2 separate regions of the Homo sapiens genome follow, and region 1 is linked to region 2. Evidence: chromatin loops called from intact Hi-C (ENCODE). Cell type or tissue: mammary epithelial cell. All regions are shown on one strand. Each heading gives the region's core, and the rest is flanking DNA. Links, peaks and the distances in the headings are about the cores only. Region 1 holds the start of FADS1 (fatty acid desaturase 1). Region 2 holds the start of LOC107984334 (a long non-coding RNA gene).

Region 1 (8,885 bases), core at 397-8,396, 140 kb before region 2:
TCACCACACCTGGCCTGAAGCTCATGACTTATGATGGACTGACATCTAGAATACAGAAAGGACTGAAACATGAGCAGAAGGCTTGCCAAATGGGTCCTGACAGTCAAGAATTAGCGCTCAATCATTATTAACATATTGGGCAATGTCAGTGGTGGGGAGGGAGCCAAGCTTTGCTAAGAAACCAGAAACTTGGCTCCTGGCACAGGTGGGCTGTGGCAGAGAACAAACCGCATAGGAAGAAGAGAACCCTTGGAGAAGCAGCTAAAAAGGCAGTGAGAGAAATGAAGATGTCCATGTGGCTAAAGAGCAGACAGGTCAAGACAGCAGAATGCATGTTCCTGCACTCACTCCTGCATACCTTCAGATCTGCCCTGCTTGGAGGGCAGGCACTCTTGGCCTTCCTCAAACACCCAAGGAGCTTTCCCCAGGGATGCTGAGCATTGCTGTGCACTTGACAAGCCAAAGGCTCTCACCTGAACTGCACTGAGCAGCACCGCACAGAGGAGGAAGGGCAAAAAGGACGTCCCAAAGACCCAAAGGGTGAGCCAGGCTGCACCATCCAGCAGCAAGATGTGCAGCAGGTACAGCAGGAAGAAGACATGGTTGGCCTTCATGAGCCCCATCCGCTCCACTGTGGCCCGCAGCTCCCGGAACTCATCTGTCAGCTCTTTCTGCAGAAGAGGAAGAGGAGCTGTTATTCTTCTCATCTGCACCCCAATGCTACTGGAGACAAGGGCCCTCTCAGGCTCAAGGACCTCCCACTGAGGTAGCTGTGGGAAGTCCACAGTCCTAGGCAAAGATACCACGACAATGAGGATGACAGGAGGAGGTGCCATGGGATAGTGCCTAAGAGTTCAGGGGACTAAGTCCTTGCTCTGCCATTTACTAACTGTGTGATCCTTGGCTGTGTTGCTTAACCTCCCTGAGCCTGTTATCTCATCTGTAAATGTGTAAGAGTTATGAGTTTATGCTTGGTGCATAGTAAGTGCTCATATGATAACAATGATGATAACAATGATGGCAGCCATGGTAGTGGCAGCCTTGGGGGAGCCATAGGTTGCAAAGCCATGCTCCCTTGGGCCTGTGACCTCATGACTATGCAAGAGAAGCAGGGACCTCAAGACTCCCCAGAGCTACTACTGACTGTGATTACTATGACTGTGATCCCATCTAGACTCTCCTTCCACCCCCTCTCTGTCCCCCTCAACAACCAATAGTTGCGACATAGCAAACACAGGGTCTTACATTCTTGGTGGGCTCAAAGCTGGGCTGCTCTGGAGACAGTTCTCCAATCAGGAGAGAGTTCATATACTTCTTCACAAGGCCCTTGTTGATGTGGAAGGCCACAAAGGGATCCTGCAAGTGCCGGGAGAAGATGAAAGGTGAGGGAGCCAGCCCCCTGGACTCCGGCAGTGTTCGCACCAAAGGCCATCCTCCTGCCCGCCAGAAGGCTGTACCCAAGTTGAAGTGAGAGGTGAAGCCAGATGGACTTCCTGGGTCGAGTGCAGACTTGGAGAACTTTTCTGTAGCTAGAGGTTTGTAAAATGCACCAATCCGTGCTCTTTAGCTAGCTAGAGGTAAAATGGACCAATCAGCACCCTGTAAAATGGACCAATCAGTGCTCTATAAAATGGACAAATCAGCAGGACATGGGCAGGGACAAATAAGGGAATAAAAGCTGCTCCCGGCCGGGCGCGGTGGCTCACGCCTGTAATCCCAGCACTTTGGGAGGCCAAGGCGGGTGGATCACGAGGTCAGGAGATCGAGACCATCCTGGCTAACACAGTGAAACCCCGTCTCTACTAAAAATACAAAAAATTAGCCGGGCGAGGTAGCGGGCGCCTGTAGTCCCAGCTACTCGGGAGGCTGAGGCAGGAGAATGGCGTGAACCCCGGGGGAGGGCGGAGCCTGCAGTGAGCCGAGATCGCGCCACTGCACTCCAGCCTGGGCGACAGGGAGACTCCGTCTCAAAAAAAAAAAAAAAAAAAAAGGCTGCTCCCCCTCACACCCCCCAACGTCCAGCAGCGGCAACCTGCTCGGGTACCCTTCCACGCTGTGGAAGCTTTGTTCTTTGCTCTTCACAATAAATCTTGCTGCTGCTCACTCTTTGGGTCCACGCCACCTGTAAGAGCTGTAACACTCACCGCGAAGGTTCATGGCTTCATTCTTGACGTCAGCGAGACCACGAGCCCACCTGAAGGAACCAACTCCTGACACAGAAGCACAGGCCATCTCCCTAGGCCCAGCTGCCTTTTGAGGGTGCTCCCAGGTGTCCACAGTTTAAGATCACCGAGTATCTGCTCTAGTTAGAAGGATGCATCAAGGAATGGGAAGCATTGGCTGAGGGGAACCACTAAGAAACACCTGCCTGGGCTGGCCTTTCCCCTGGGTGTGTCCACAGACAGCTTTTGCCCAAGAATTTCAGTATAGGTGAGAAACAGGAGAGATGGGTGGGGCTGTGTCGGGCGTTGGTTCCTTCCGGCGGGTATGGTCTCACTGACTTCAAGAATGGAGCCGTGGACCTTCCCGCTGTTATAGCTCTTAAAGGAATAACACTCTTTGCAGACCCAAAGAATGAGCAGCAGCAAGGTTTAGTGTGACGAGCAAAAGAACAATGCTTCCACAGCCTGTAAGGGAACTGGAGCGGGTTGCAGCAGCTGGCTGGGGTGGCCAGCTTTTATTGTCTTAGTTGTCCCTGCCCACGTCCTGCTGATTGGCTCATTTTACAAACCTCTAGCTAGCTACAGAGCGCCAATTGGTGCGTTTTTACAGAGCACTGATTGGTGCATTTTACAAACCTCTAGATACAGAAAAGTTCTCTAGGTCCCCATTCGACCCATCAACTCCAGCTGGCTTCACCTCTCAGGGCTATGAGACTTCCGTCCCTTCTTGCGGGTCTTTCAATAAGTCCCTTTCCTCTCTTAGCTAGGGTTCTCCAAAAACCACGAAGAGGAAGACTTCCCTACGTCCGAACTGGGGCACTTCTGCGTTTCTTCCCTTTCCCTCCACCGTTGTTCTGGGTAGGGCTCCACATTTCCCTAAGCACTCTGGCCACCCCCTGCCCCAAGGCAGCTACTTTGGGTTGTGCAAGGTAAGGTCCATGGCGATAAGATTCACGTTGGCAGGTCCGGCAGCCCCGGGCCCTGTAAGTGATGCGGCGTGTGGGGCGGGGGCCGGGGCGGAGCCGGCGGCCGGTGGCACCACACATACGGACCAATCGCCGTCCCCGCCGCGGCATTCCCGGCCCCAAATCACACTGCGGGAAGCTCCAGCGTTGGTGCCTGTTTCGTCTGCGCATGCGCCGGGACACGCCTGCGCCCTTGGCCGCAGTCAGGGCTCCCGAGTGGTCACTCTGGTTGACCCGCGCAAGCTCTGGCCTCGCCCACTAGGCTGGTCGCGTCAGAGGGTGGGGCGGGTCTTCGCCCCGCAGCGTCTAAGCTCTGCTGCGACGTTATGGGAACCTGGTGACCCGCGGCACACTCTGGGACGCCAGGGTAGTGGATAGGGACAGTGGAGGGCATCACGCTGCAGGGCACGGGATCAGAGGGGGATGCAAGGGGAGGGGACGCCATTCTGGCCGCCAAGGGGGAAACGCGGTGAAGGGAACGCCCCGACTTTCGAGTCCCTAGGACTGAGTCCCCAGGACTCCAACCCAGCAGAGAGGCGCCGGGGCCTTAGCTCTGAGGGCTGTGGTCTAGAAAGGGAAGCAGCAGGCCTGGGGCTGGGGCGCGCGCCGACCCCGCAGTGAGACCAAGGGAAGAAGGGACAGGACCCCGCGAAGGGCCTACCGCCCCAGAGCGTAAACAGCGGTCCGCTCCGCGGAATAGCTGAAGACCTCGCTGGCCTGCGGCTCAGTGGCCTCCCCGGCGATTCGAGAACAGCTCTGGGGGTCCTCGCTAAGTGTATGCCATTCCCAATCCCTTATGTACGCCAGCGGCCGCTTGCCCTCCCCGGCCAGCGCTGTCCCTTCCGCGTCCTCCAGTCTTCACACGACGCAGGGGTCCCCAAGGCAGCGGTCTCCCCAAGCTTCCCGTTTCAGCCCCATCCTCGAGAATGGGCTCCTTTCCTGCTCCCTCTCCGCTCCTGCTGGCGAGTGGAGACCGGCACCTAGGTCCAGACGCGGCTGCGCTGCCTCTCCTAGCCATCGAGACAGGATGTGACTCCCTCCCCTGGCCACTGACCCCCTCCCTCCCCAGGCGGCCTGCATCCTTGCTCTCCTCCCTCCTAGCCTACCCAGCTCGGGGTTCTGTCCCCGCCCAGAGACCTGAGGCTCGGGGCTGCAGATGGAATGCACGGCAGGGAGGCGGGACCCTTTGTTTGTGTGTGCGTGTTGTTGGCCTCCATCCCCACTCCCCAGACTCCACTTCTCCAGGCCTCTCTCCCGCCTTTTCATCCCGCATCCGCAGGACACCCAATCACCGGGCAACAGGTATGATCAGGCGCCTCCGGGCTTTCCTCCGAATTAGTCGGTGTTTGGCTCGGAGTGCGTAACTCTGTCTCCCCTGCACTCAGCCTCCGGTCCCGCCCTCTCCTGTGCCCCCGCCTGGCTGCGCTCACCGTGGCATCCTGCCCGGCGTAGTGGCTGATGACCCGGGAGCCCCCTGGATGCCGGCGGGTGAACTCGCTGATGTTGTACACCTTACGGTCGATCACTAGCCACCGCTCCTCGCACCCTGAGCGCTGGGCCACCTCGTCCCAGGTGAAGTAGCGCGGGGTAGGTCCCTGAGCCGCGGTCTCGGCGGCCACCGGGTCGGGGGCCATAGCTGGCCTGGCGACGCCGCGCGCCGGGCCAGCAGGGGCTGTCAGGCGCGTGCTCGGGGTCCGCGGGCTCCAGGAGTGGATTTGCTGGCGCGCGCCCAGAGCCAGCCGCCTGCGCGCCGGGTTTTCAGCACCGCAGGGCAGACCGGCGGGCCTCGCAGCGCGCGTTCCCATTGGCCGAGCCTCGTGGCGCGGGGAGCGAGATCCCGTCCCCCGGTGGGTCTTGGGCAACTCACAGCTGGGCTGCCAACACGCGCCCCCTCGCGGGCTCCCTAAAGGCGTCGCCGCCGGATTCGACTTCCTGACGTCAGGCGGGCATCGCGGCGTTGGCTCCCAGGGGGCGCCGCGGTAGGAACAGCGGTTCTAGTGCAGGCCCTGGGTGCGGGGCCGCGCTGCAGGAGTGAATGGACTGAGGGGCCAGGGCTGCGGGGTGGCCGCAGGAAGGGTGGGCGGGGCCGGGGTTGAGGTTTTTCCGTGCACGAGGCTGCCCGGGCGGTCGCGGACATCATCTTTAGGCTGTGGATGCCTTGGCCGGGGTCTCCAGACGCTGACCCTCCAGGGTTGGAAACTACTGCCTGCTTGCCACGTCGTGCCGCCAATTGTGCTGCCCGAAGTAGCAGCCTGAGAGCCCTTGAAAGTTGCAGTTATCTTGTGAACAGCATATTTACGGTCTCTTGGGCTTGGTGGTGGTTGGGGGAGGGCTGTTAATGCTTTAATTTGTTCAATGAAACATTTAAAATGCCCCACAATTTTTATAACCCTGTTTGCCTCTTTTTGTTTTTATTTTTATTGTATTTTGGAAAAATTCACTGGGATCCTTGAGTGATGATCCTAGCGTCTCCTGACCCTTAGGTGTTTCACCTGAAAAGCCTGGGTCTTCAAGCTGAGGCATTTCTGTTCTAGCCTGGAGGCGCCTAGGAGCCCTGGGAGACTTTTTAAGCAGAGAGATTTGGCATTTAGATCTCTGGGTTTTAGAGGAGTGGGAACGCACCTAAAAGTGGGGTTGCCAGTTACAAAGCTGTTGCAGTCCTGAAGAGACCCAGAGTTTAGGTCCAAAATTTTATTTATTCAACAAACACTTTATAAAGCACTTACTGTGTGCCAGGCACTGTTCTTAGCGTTTTGCAAACCTTAACTCATTTAATTCTCCTAACAACCCTATGAGGTTGGAACAATTAACCTAATTTACAGTGAAGAAACTGAGCCCGGGGGAGGTTATTTTGTCACACAGCTTGTAAGTGGAGGGCTGAGATTTGACCCTGGCCTGTGCTCTGAACTCTCAGGCTCTGCCATATTTCTCATTACACTGGTATTTGGGCACTTCAAAGGGAAAGGAAACATAACTGTCCCAAGCACTGAGCTAGATTCTGAGCACGTAGGAGTCAGGAGAGGGTGATACAGAATAGACTAGGTGAAATATGGCTAGATTTCTGGTAGAAAAGGATTAATTCATTCCATCCAAATTCTTCATTTTATAGATAAGAAAATTGAGGTTCGAAATGGGGAAGGGGCTTACCAAGTTCCCATAGGGAAGTTTAGATGTCCTGACTTCCAGGTAAGATGCCAGGCTATTGGACCCTGCTCAGGAATGATGGTCCACACAGCTGCACCTCTGTACAGCCAATATTCCTTTTTTAAAAACCTTGCCCAACAACTTGGCAGTGTCTAATGCGAGCTACAAAACATTTTCTATTCTTTGATCAAGCAGTTTCACTCTTGGTAAAGTAGGGGAGACTGTGCAAAGATGCAGAAATAGCCAATTTAATAGCAAAAACTGGAAATAAACCCGAGTCCTGACAATAAGAAAATCGCCAAGCTTATTGGGATCTGTTAACACAATGAAGAATTAAAGAATGATTTTAAATGGCTAGAATGTGAACTATATTGATAGATATAGAATCCTTCCCCGTGAAATAAGCAGAACCCAAAGTAGTATGGGTTCGCTGATTACAACTATATAAGAAATTCATGGGTATTAAATAACAGAAGAGAGGTCCTTTACATAAACCATTTTTCCTATGTGACTGTGCAGTGGGATAAAAGCTCTCATACTGCTGGTAGAAGTGTAAGTTGATTAAACTGGAAAAAATAGTTTGACAACTTATATAGAAATTTAAGATTTTTTTTTTTTTTGAGATGGAGTCTCGCTCTGTCGCCCAGGCTGGAGTGCAGTGGCCTGATCTCAGCTTGCTGCAAGCTCCACCTCCCAGGTTCATGGCATTCTCCTGCCTTAGCCTCCCAAGTAGCTGGGACTACAGGTGCCCGCCACCACGCCCAGCTAATTTTGTTTTTGTATTTTTAGTAGAGTTGGGGTTTCACCATGTTAGCCAGGATGGCTTTGATCTCCTGACCTCGTGATCTGCCCGCCTCGGCCTCCCAAAGTGCTGGGATTACAGGCGTGAGCCACCGCACCCGGCCAGAATTTAGGAATGTTTTGAATACTGAAGAGATGAAAAAAAATAGAAAAATAAAAATGTTCCCAATAATTCCATGTTTAGGAATATAGCCTAAGGAAATGTTCTTAGAAAAATATTTATAGGTCAGGCGGGGTGCCTCACGCCTATAATCCTAGCACTTTGGGAGGTCGAGGCAGGCGGATTGCCTGAGCTCAGGAGTTCAAGACCAGCCTGAACAAAAGAAATCGGCTGGGCGTGGCGGCGTGCGCCTGTAGTCCCAGCTACTCGGGAGGCTGAGGCAGGAGAATTGCTTGAATCCGGGAGGCAGAGGTTGCAGTGAGCCGAGATTGTGCCACTGCACTCCAGCCTGGGCAACAAAGCAAGATTCTATATCCACACACAAAAAAAGAAAACTATTTATAAACAAAAAATATTCATTAAAGCAGTATCTATGATAGCGGGAAATGGAAACACTCTAAATGCCCATCAGTGAAATATTTTGCAGACATTGAAAATAATGTCATCTTTCCTTTAATACAGAATCAAGGAAAAATGTTTTATGTAAATCTTTTATTTTATTATACTTTAAGTTTTAAGGTACATATGCACAACATGGAGGTTTGTTACATATGTATACATGTGCCATGTTGGTGTGCTGCACCCATTAACTCGTCATTTAGCATTAGGTATATCTCCTAATGCTATCCCTCCCCCCTCCCCCGAATCAAGGAAAATTAAATAATATGATGTAAGTTTGGCTACAGAGATAACTGTTCTATAAAAAGACTAGGTTGGGCGCGGTGGCTCACACCTGTAATCCCAGCACTTTGGGAGGCAGAGGCAGGTGGACCACCTGAGGCCAGGAGCTCGAGACCCACCTGGCCAACATGGTGAAACTCTGTCTCTACTAAAATACAAAAATTAGTGCCTGTAATCCCAGCTACTTGGGAGGCTGAGTCAGGAGAATCACCTGGGCAACATGGTGAGACTGCACCTCAGAAAAAACCAAAAAACCCATACCACTTGTAAGATAATTCCTTGATCAACCCCACCTACCTAGAACCATTCATTAAGTGTTTTATTTAACATTTGTGGGGTGTCTCCTCTTTGTATTCCCAGCACCTACTTTGGTAAGGTGCTGGGAATACAAAGTTCAGTACTATATGGGTCATGCCTAGTCATGTCTACTGGAGGAGAGAGACAAGTGAGTCACGGATTATAGGTCAGTAGGATAGATGCAAATTAAATTCATCTTACTCAGGATTTAAACAGCTTATATGACATGACTTTGCATTCATGTTTCTTTGCTTTTCATGTGTTCTTAGGTCAGTGTCATGTATTTTGCTACCTCCCTAACGAGCTTATAATCCAGGATAGGGCTGTGGATTCTGTTTATACTACCAATACATATTCAGAGCACCTTGGTTTGGAGTTCTAGGTGGAATCCCACATAAATTTGCTGAATTGGCCGGGCGTGGCAGCTCATGCCTGTAATCCCTGCACTTTGGGAGGGTGAGGAGGGCGGATCACCTGAGGTCAGGAGCTCCAGACCCACTTGGCCAACACGGTGAAACCCTGTCTCTACTAAAATACAAAAATTAGCCGGGTGTGGTGGGGGGTGCCTGTAATCCCAGCTACTTTGTGGGGGTGAGGCAGGAGAATCGCTTGAACCCAGGAGGCAAAGGTTGCAGTGAGCCGAGATTGCACCACTGCACTCCAGCCTGGGTGACA
Region 2 (8,000 bases), core at 1-8,000:
CATCTCCCAGTGGCCAGTGTGAGGATTCTCCCCACAAGAAACCACTGGAGGGGGCCTCCTCCTGTCCGGGTTTGGGGCTGTACAAGGAGCATCATGGACCTGGCTCAGGCCTCAGGAGGGGCCCTGGGCTGGGGAAAATGTGGGATAGCATCGAGGCAGTCCCACTCCTACCCAGGGCCGGGCTAGACCTGGGGACAGTCTCAGCCATCTCCTCGCTGCGTCCACACAATTCCACCCCCACCCCCACCCCCAGGCTGGCCCTCACGGAAGAACAACAGCTGATGTTTGAGAAACTGACTCTGTATTGCGACAGCTACATCCAGCTCATCCCCATTTCCTTCGTGCTGGGTGAGTTCCCCCTTCTGGCTGTTCCGGGTCCCTGTGGCCGCCCAGGCTCCAGACAGGCCAGGGGAGGATCACGAGGAGCTGCGGCAAGGGGCTGGGGAGGGGGCGGGGGAACGCCAGCGGCAGGTCGGCGCCTCTCTGTAGGGAAAGGTGCGGACTGCAGCCAGTGAAACTGAAGTTAGACGTTAGGTAAGACGTCCTGCCGTTAGCAATGAAAACCCCATTTTCTGAGGGAAGCGCTGACATCATGGTCCCTGGAGCCCCTGCGCGGGAGGGGAGGGGGTCTGGCGGATTTCTGGGACCAGCAGGGGGACCCCCGGGTGACAGAACCCTTGGGGCTCTCGCGCCTCCATGCGAGGCTCTGCCTGCCTCTCGCTCCCGAGCGCCTTCCAGGAGGGCTGGGGGCTAGGCCCGCTCGCAGCAGAAAGCTGGAGGAGCCGAGGCATCGCCGGGCGCTGGGCCCTGGGCTCTGGCCGCAGCCTGGCCCCTCGCCCCTCGCCCCCCGCCCCTCCTGCCCAGGCTTCTACGTGACGCTGGTCGTGACCCGCTGGTGGAACCAGTACGAGAACCTGCCGTGGCCCGACCGCCTCATGAGCCTGGTGTCGGGCTTCGTCGAAGGCAAGGACGAGCAAGGCCGGCTGCTGCGGCGCACGCTCATCCGCTACGCCAACCTGGGCAACGTGCTCATCCTGCGCAGCGTCAGCACCGCAGTCTACAAGCGCTTCCCCAGCGCCCAGCACCTGGTGCAAGCAGGTGGGCGGACCGGGAGCAACGGGGAGGCACCGGGCAGAGCCAGGGGCCGAGATGGGCGCGGCAGGAATGGAAGATGGGTGGAGCCAAAGTCCCCCGGACTCGGGGGATTGGGTGGAGCCAGGAGTGGGGTGTAGTCAAGATTTGGGGGTCCAATTGGGCGGGACAGAGTCGGGTGTCTGAAGGTGGGGCGAGGCCAGGAGCCCACCCTCCGAGAGTAGGAGTCTGAGGCAGGGCTAAGGACCCTTGAGGGATAATGGAAAGAAGGGTGACGGCTTGGGAACTGGTGAGGTACTAGGGTCTACTTCCCTCTGCCCTTGCCCCTCTTGATCTCCGGTTTCCACTCTGGAGGTATGGGACATTGGTCTCTGACACCCCCTCAGCCTGGCCTGACCTGGTCCTGGTTAATAAGACAGACCCAGGCTAGGCGTGGTGGCTGTCGCCTGTAATCCCAGTGCTTTAGGAGGCAAAGGTGGGAAGATCGCTTGAGCCCAGCTGTTTGAGACGCCCCTGAGCAACATAGCGAGACCCCCATCTCTACAAAAACATTAAAAATTAGCAGGGCATGGTGGCGTGTGCCTGCAGTCTGAGGCTGAGTATCGGGAGGCTGAGGCAGGAGGATCACTTGAGCCCAGCAGTTCCAGGCTGCAGTGCGCTAAGATCGCACCGCTGCACTCCAACCTCGGTGACAGAGCCAGACCCTTTCTCTGGAAATAAATAAATACCCTGCCCACATGCTCAGCCCAGAACAGCACCTAGTAGGTGCTCAGAAATTTTTTTGTTGTTGAAAGAAAGAGGATGGCAAAGGAGTGCTGAGGTTCCTATAGGTCAGCAGGTGCCGGCCATCCCTTCTGCAGGTTCTCCCACCCACCGCCTTCTTCACTCCACTCTGCAGGCTTTATGACTCCGGCAGAACACAAGCAGTTGGAGAAACTGAGCCTACCACACAACATGTTCTGGGTGCCCTGGGTGTGGTTTGCCAACCTGTCAATGAAGGCGTGGCTTGGAGGTCGAATCCGGGACCCTATCCTGCTCCAGAGCCTGCTGAACGTGAGCCCACTGTACAGACAGGGCTGCCGCAGAGTGGGAAGGGCTGTGGTCCACAGGAAACAAGGTTTCCTACAAAGAGAAGCCTTGGGCCCCTGAGGGTCTTCCGAGAGCCTGAGGTGGGGTTGCAGAATCTTTTCCAACAGCAATCCACAGCCCGAGGTGGTCCCTTCTCAGAGGCCCCTCCCTCTTCTCCAAGTCTGTGAGGTCCTGGTTCCCTTTTGATAGATGAGGAAGCTGAGACACAAAGAGGTTTAGTGAGCTTCCCATGGCCACACAGCCAGGAATGGACCATAGGTACCAGGCCCTGGTACCTGGAGAAGAGGTGGGGGCGAGCCCAGGGTGGGGGCAGGTGGTGTTCAGAACCCCATCCCCCTCTTCTGCCCCCCAGGAGATGAACACCTTGCGTACTCAGTGTGGACACCTGTATGCCTACGACTGGATTAGTATCCCACTGGTGTATACACAGGTGAGGACTAGGCTGGTGAGGCTGCCCTTTTGGGAAACTGAGGCTAGAAGGACCAAGGAAGCAGCTGGGGTGGGAAGGGCTCACCTAGAGGCTAAGTGGCTCCCCTGGGAGTTGGGTCCACACTTTGAAGTTGGGTCTGGACTTTGAAGTGCCAAGTTCTAAGAGTCCAGGCTCCTGCCTGGCCCAGTCCAGTAGAGGCAATGTGATTATCCCCATATTAAAGAGAGGTTGGCCGGGTGCAGTGGCTCATGCCTGTAATCCCAGCACTTTGGGAAGCTGAGGCAGGTGGATCACCTGAGGTCAGGAGTTCGAGACCAGCCTGGCCAACATGGTGAAACCCCATCTCTACTGAAAATACAGAATTAGCTGTGTGGTGGTGCACGCCTGTAATCCCAGCTACTTGGGAGGCTGAGGCAGGAGAATCGCTTGAACCCGGGAGGTGGAGGTTGCAGTGAGCTGAGATCATGCCACTGCACTCCAGCCTGGGCGACACAGCAAGACTCTGTCTCAAACAAACAAACAAACAAACAAACAAAGGGGTTAACAGAGCCCCTAAGTCACATAAGTGTGCAAGTCAGAACAAGGCCTTGGTCTCCTGTCTCAGACTCCCAGCCCCTGGAGCATCCTGATTTCAGGGTTCCCACCTAGCCCTTTGCTACCACATCCTCCTCCTCCTCCCAGGTGGTGACTGTGGCGGTGTACAGCTTCTTCCTGACTTGTCTAGTTGGGCGGCAGTTTCTGAACCCAGCCAAGGCCTACCCTGGCCATGAGCTGGACCTCGTTGTGCCCGTCTTCACGTTCCTGCAGTTCTTCTTCTATGTTGGCTGGCTGAAGGTGGGCCTCTCCAGGGCCCTGCTGGGCTGGAGGCATGGCCAGAGGGGTCATGGCCAGCAGCTGCCTGAGACGAGGATGCAGTGTCAGGAAAGGAAGGTCTCACGGGTAGAAAGCAGCCAGGCGTGGTGGCGCACACCTGTAATCCCAGCTACTCGGGAGGCTGAGGCAGGAGAATCGCTTGAACCCGGGAGGCGGAGGTTGTGGTGAGTTGAGATCGTGCCACTGCACTCCAGCCTGGGCAAAAGAATGAAACTCTATCTCAAAAACAACAACAACAACAAAACAAAGCCCTAAGGTTCAGAAGCCCCTGCCCTTTAGAAGGCAGATCGGCACCACCTCTCCTTATTCAAGATGCCTGTTGGGCTGTCTTGTTCCTCACCTCAAGTGGCTTGTCCAGGTATTCCCTCCCACCACAGCCAATACTCCGAACAGATGTTCTGAATCACACAGTTTTCTCTCCACCTCTTTATCTTTCCTTCCTTCTGTTGCCCACCCACTCTCTCTCCCTTCCTACCTTCCTTTATTTTTTGGTAATGGGGGTGTAAGTCTCTGTCTCTGCCCTTCCTGTCACTGTGACACACACACACACACACACACACACACACACATACACACACACACACACGCATTCCTATTCCTCTAAATTCCCCCTGCCCCCCCAGTTATCTTTGGTTTCTGCAGATCAAAACAAATCACACTTTTATGCTTGAAATTCTCCGGGGTGCCCCAGTGGCCTGCAAGATGTCCCCTGGACCCCTAAGGCAGACGCGTGTCACCTCTTCGGGGCTTTGTTAGGGCATTTTAGAGGTTGCTATCCAGGAATCTGCCCACCTAGACTGCCCTTTAGTTCAGCCCAGCTTCAGTATATATCTCTGTTGCATGAATGAATAAAATTATGCAACTCCAGGTAAGATACATGAGGTGAGATAAAGGCAGTGACTCAGCCGAGTGATACACTCAGGGACAGCTGTGGGTGTTCAGGGAAGGACTGGCTCAGAAGAGTTAGAGGGGCTGTGTCCAGAAGTGTGTGGGTGCCCACAAGTGTGGGGGGCTGGAGCCCTAAACTCTGCCTTTGAAGACAGTGGTCAGGCAGGAAGGGCGTCATGGGGTGTGGAAATAGCAGCAGCTGAGGTTTAAAGGGGGAAGCTGGCTTTGAGGAGTTCTGCCTGAGGGTTTACAGAGCCTCACCTGTCCCCAAGGTGGCAGAGCAGCTCATCAACCCCTTTGGAGAGGATGATGATGATTTTGAGACCAACTGGATTGTCGACAGGAATTTGCAGGTATGGGGAGAGGGAGAGAAACCATACCATGGACCTTCCCCAAAGTGGACCCAAAGAGAGGACCCCACTGTTCTGTAGGGAGGCCTCACAGTGAATGATCAACCCTTCCCCTCCTCCCTCCTGCAGCCAGTCATTCACTCACAGGATTCTCACCTCAATCTTTGAGGCTGCAGGCAGGCACCCATCTCCCCATTTCACAGGCAGGGAAACTGAGGTCCAGAGAGAGGGAGAGATTCCTCCAAGTCATCAGGCACATACAAGGTCCTGCCTGGGATGATCTTTCTGTGGGACTTCTTCTGTCCCTGGTGACCAGGTGTCCCTGTTGGCTGTGGATGAGATGCACCAGGACCTGCCTCGGATGGAGCCGGACATGTACTGGAATAAGCCCGAGCCACAGCCCCCCTACACAGCTGCTTCCGCCCAGTTCCGTCGAGCCTCCTTTATGGGCTCCACCTTCAACATCAGGTGTGGCCAGAGCCAGGGGGCTGGGTGGGAAGCCCCTCCTAGTGCAGGGGTCTGCCTAGGAACTTAGAATAGCACTAGTTAATGCATACAGGTTGCTTCAGTAAGTGTCAGGCACTGTACTATGCTCTTTATAAACATTAACTATTTTTTTCCTCCCAATAATTCTGGTTTGTTATCCCAAGTTTTCAGATAATTAAAGTACAGGTTCAGAGAGAGTAAGTTGTCCAAGGCCACATAGCTACCAAATGGTGCATTTGCTACTCGAAGGACAGCCTGTGATCAGTGATGCAGTGGAACGTTAGGACCTGGCTCTTGTCATCCAGAACTATGTTTTCTTTTCTTTTTGAGACAGTATCTCGCTCTGTCGCCCAGGTTGGAGCGCAGTGGCGTGATCTTGGCTCACTGCAACCTCCGCCTCCTGGGTTCAAGTGATTCTCCTGCTTCAGCCTCCCCAGTAGCTGGGATTACAGGTGCCCACAACCACAACTGGCTAATTTTTGTACTTTTAGTAGAGATGAGGTTTCACCATGTTGGCCAGGCTGGTCTCCAACTCCTGACCAGTAATCTGCCCGCTTTGGCCTCCCAAAATGCTGGAATTATAGGTGTCAAAACTATGTTTTCTGATAAGCTACGATGCTTGGATGGGAAGTGGAAGTGGGGTTCCCTGGGATGGGGGAGGGGCAGCAAAGTCCCAGCAGGCAGCCAGGCCATCACAGGTACCTCCTGAATTGACTTTGTCCTACCGAGTAAAGGGCTCAGGCCACCCACAGCAGCCAGACTTATCCCCACATGGTCCCACTTCCCTGATTCCATCTGAATCCCTCTTGAGCTGCAGTGGGCTGAAGGGCTATCCCAGCTGGTCCTTTCTCCCCAGGACAACAGAGTTGAAAGTGCCTTGGAGAGTGTTGGGCACATGTCAGGGTTCATACTCAAGGGTTTCTTCCACGGTATCCAGTGCTGTTCTCGCTTGTTCTTTTCTTTTTTTTTTTTTAAACGGAGTTTCACTCTTGTTGCCCAGAGCTGGAGTGCAGTGGCATAATCTCGGCTCACTGCAACCTCCGCCTCCCAGATTCAAGCAATTCTCCTGCCTCAGCCTCCTGAGTAGCTGGGATTATAGGTGCCAGCCACCAAGCCCGGCTAATTTTTGTATTTTTAGTAGAGACAGTTTCACCATGTTGGCCAGGCTGGTCTCGAACTCCTGACCTCAGGTGATCCACCCTCCTCAGCCTCCCAAAGTGCTGGGATTACATGTGTGAGCCACTGTGCCTGGCTGCTTGTTCTTTTAAGAACCAAATATCCTACTAGACTGCAATCGAGTTTAACTACAGTCTATAGATAGTGTGAGGAAGGGTTGGGAAGGTGATCAAATGAAGGCTGGAGGCTTGCTTAGGTCAGAAACATTTCTGGAGGATGACTTTGAGCCCTACATGGTCTGTACCCCAGCAGCTGAAGGTTGTTGAGGGGTGGGGAGGGCTGAAAACAGAACGATAAAGCATAGACCTTGTCTCCAAGGAATGCACAATTTATGGAGGGAGCTCAAACCCAAGCCTCAAACTCTGGATACAAGGTACAAAGTACTGGATGTCCAGAAAAGGGACAGAACATGGAACACAGTCATCTTTGTCTGCCTGGGAGGCGGCTTCCAGCTGGGTCTGGAGCTGAGCCATGGAACATGGGAAGAATCTGAACTTGGGCAAGGGCAGGCCATACTCTCTGGTAGATAAGCTTTCCCTTGCAGGGTAAAGGTCTGGGGCTCCCGGGATGCCTGTTGCTAGGAAGTCAAATTTCTCTTTGTGGATGTCACTCCCAGTTGGAACCACAAATTCCTGGCATTGCCCAGAGTCACTCATGGGCCTCATCTGAACCACTCATGCCAGGGCACCAGTGTTTCTGACTGCCTGGAGTGAGGGGTTTTACAGGGGAAGTGAATGATGAGGAGGCCTTTACACGCCAGGCGGGGTGGTTGCGGGGGTTGGATGTTAACTCTGGTCAAGAGGGAATCAACAAACAGTGAGGTGAGCTGGGCCTGGAGGGATCACCGGGAGGTACAGGACAGATCAGGAGAGAGGTGAGAGCTGGGGCATGGTGAGGAAGACGGTGTGGCCTTGGCTTGGGCCAACTGAGAGAGAGGAGCGGGGGTAAGGGAGAAGTAAGGCCAGGTGTTGGTCCTTTGTCCACTGGCTCAGCCCTGCATCTCCTGTTTCTTTCCAGCCTGAACAAAGAGGAGATGGAGTTCCAGCCCAATCAGGAGGACGAGGAGGATGCTCACGCTGGCATCATTGGCCGCTTCCTAGGCCTGCAGTCCCATGATCACCATCCTCCCAGGGCAAACTCAAGGACCAAACTACTGTGGCCCAAGAGGGAATCCCTTCTCCACGAGGGCCTGCCCAAAAACCACAAGGCAGCCAAACAGAACGTTAGGGGCCAGGAAGACAACAAGGCCTGGAAGCTTAAGGCTGTGGACGCCTTCAAGTCTGCCCCACTGTATCAGAGGCCAGGCTACTACAGTGCCCCACAGACGCCCCTCAGCCCCACTCCCATGTTCTTCCCCCTAGAACCATCAGCGCCGTCAAAGCTTCACAGTGTCACAGGCATAGACACCAAAGACAAAAGCTTAAAGACTGTGAGTTCTGGGGCCAAGAAAAGTTTTGAATTGCTCTCAGAGAGCGATGGGGCCTTGATGGAGCACCCAGAAGTATCTCAAGTGAGGAGGAAAACTGTGGAGTTTAACCTGACGGATATGCCAGAGATCCCCGAAAATCACCTCAAAGAACCTTTGGAACAATCACCAACCAACATACACACTACAC

The links. Hi-C counts contacts between places; a loop is a spot of excess contacts. Peaks named below come from ENCODE experiments on the same cell type or tissue, not always from the same donor. Only the 100,000 strongest peaks of a DNase experiment are listed, where the experiment ranks them.
Region 1: a loop joins it to region 2, with 2.0 times the contacts of the local background. A loop is called at or near these places in 24 of 110 quality-filtered maps.

What each region holds. Positions count from the first base shown.
Region 1 is chr11:61,811,998-61,820,882 of GRCh38, forward strand. FADS1 (fatty acid desaturase 1) reads right to left here and starts at 5,006. Exons shown (of 12, transcript NM_013402.7): 1 at 4,558-5,006; 2 at 1,246-1,356; 3 at 474-671. The coding sequence starts at 4,932. It overlaps MIR1908 (microRNA 1908), which reads right to left and starts at 3,243; the gene lies at 3,164-3,243. LOC124902680 (a long non-coding RNA gene) reads left to right here and starts at 6,023. Exons shown (of 2, transcript XR_007062696.1): 1 at 6,023-8,885. It also overlaps a transcript of FADS2 not described here. RefSeq lists silencers at 3,088-3,207, 4,728-4,927, 5,268-5,367 and an enhancer at 3,310-4,207. In mammary epithelial cell, for the core only: a CTCF peak has its summit at 5,035 (motif pointing left); DNase peaks (open chromatin) are centred at 3,294, 4,434, 4,994 and 8,334; H3K4me3 peaks cover 2,556 bases; H3K27ac peaks cover 3,198 bases.
Region 2 is chr11:61,954,854-61,962,853 of GRCh38, forward strand. BEST1 (bestrophin 1) reads left to right here. Exons shown (of 11, transcript NM_004183.4): 3 at 254-348; 4 at 865-1,098; 5 at 1,991-2,145; 6 at 2,534-2,611; 7 at 3,293-3,445; 8 at 4,645-4,725; 9 at 5,039-5,190; 10 at 7,402-8,000. It overlaps LOC107984334 (a long non-coding RNA gene), which reads right to left and starts at 5,039. Exons shown (of 2, transcript XR_001748245.2): 1 at 4,879-5,039; 2 at 1-3,679. In mammary epithelial cell, for the core only: CTCF peaks have their summits at 358 (motif pointing left) and 4,639 (motif pointing right); a DNase peak (open chromatin) is centred at 4,378; H3K4me3 peaks cover 692 bases.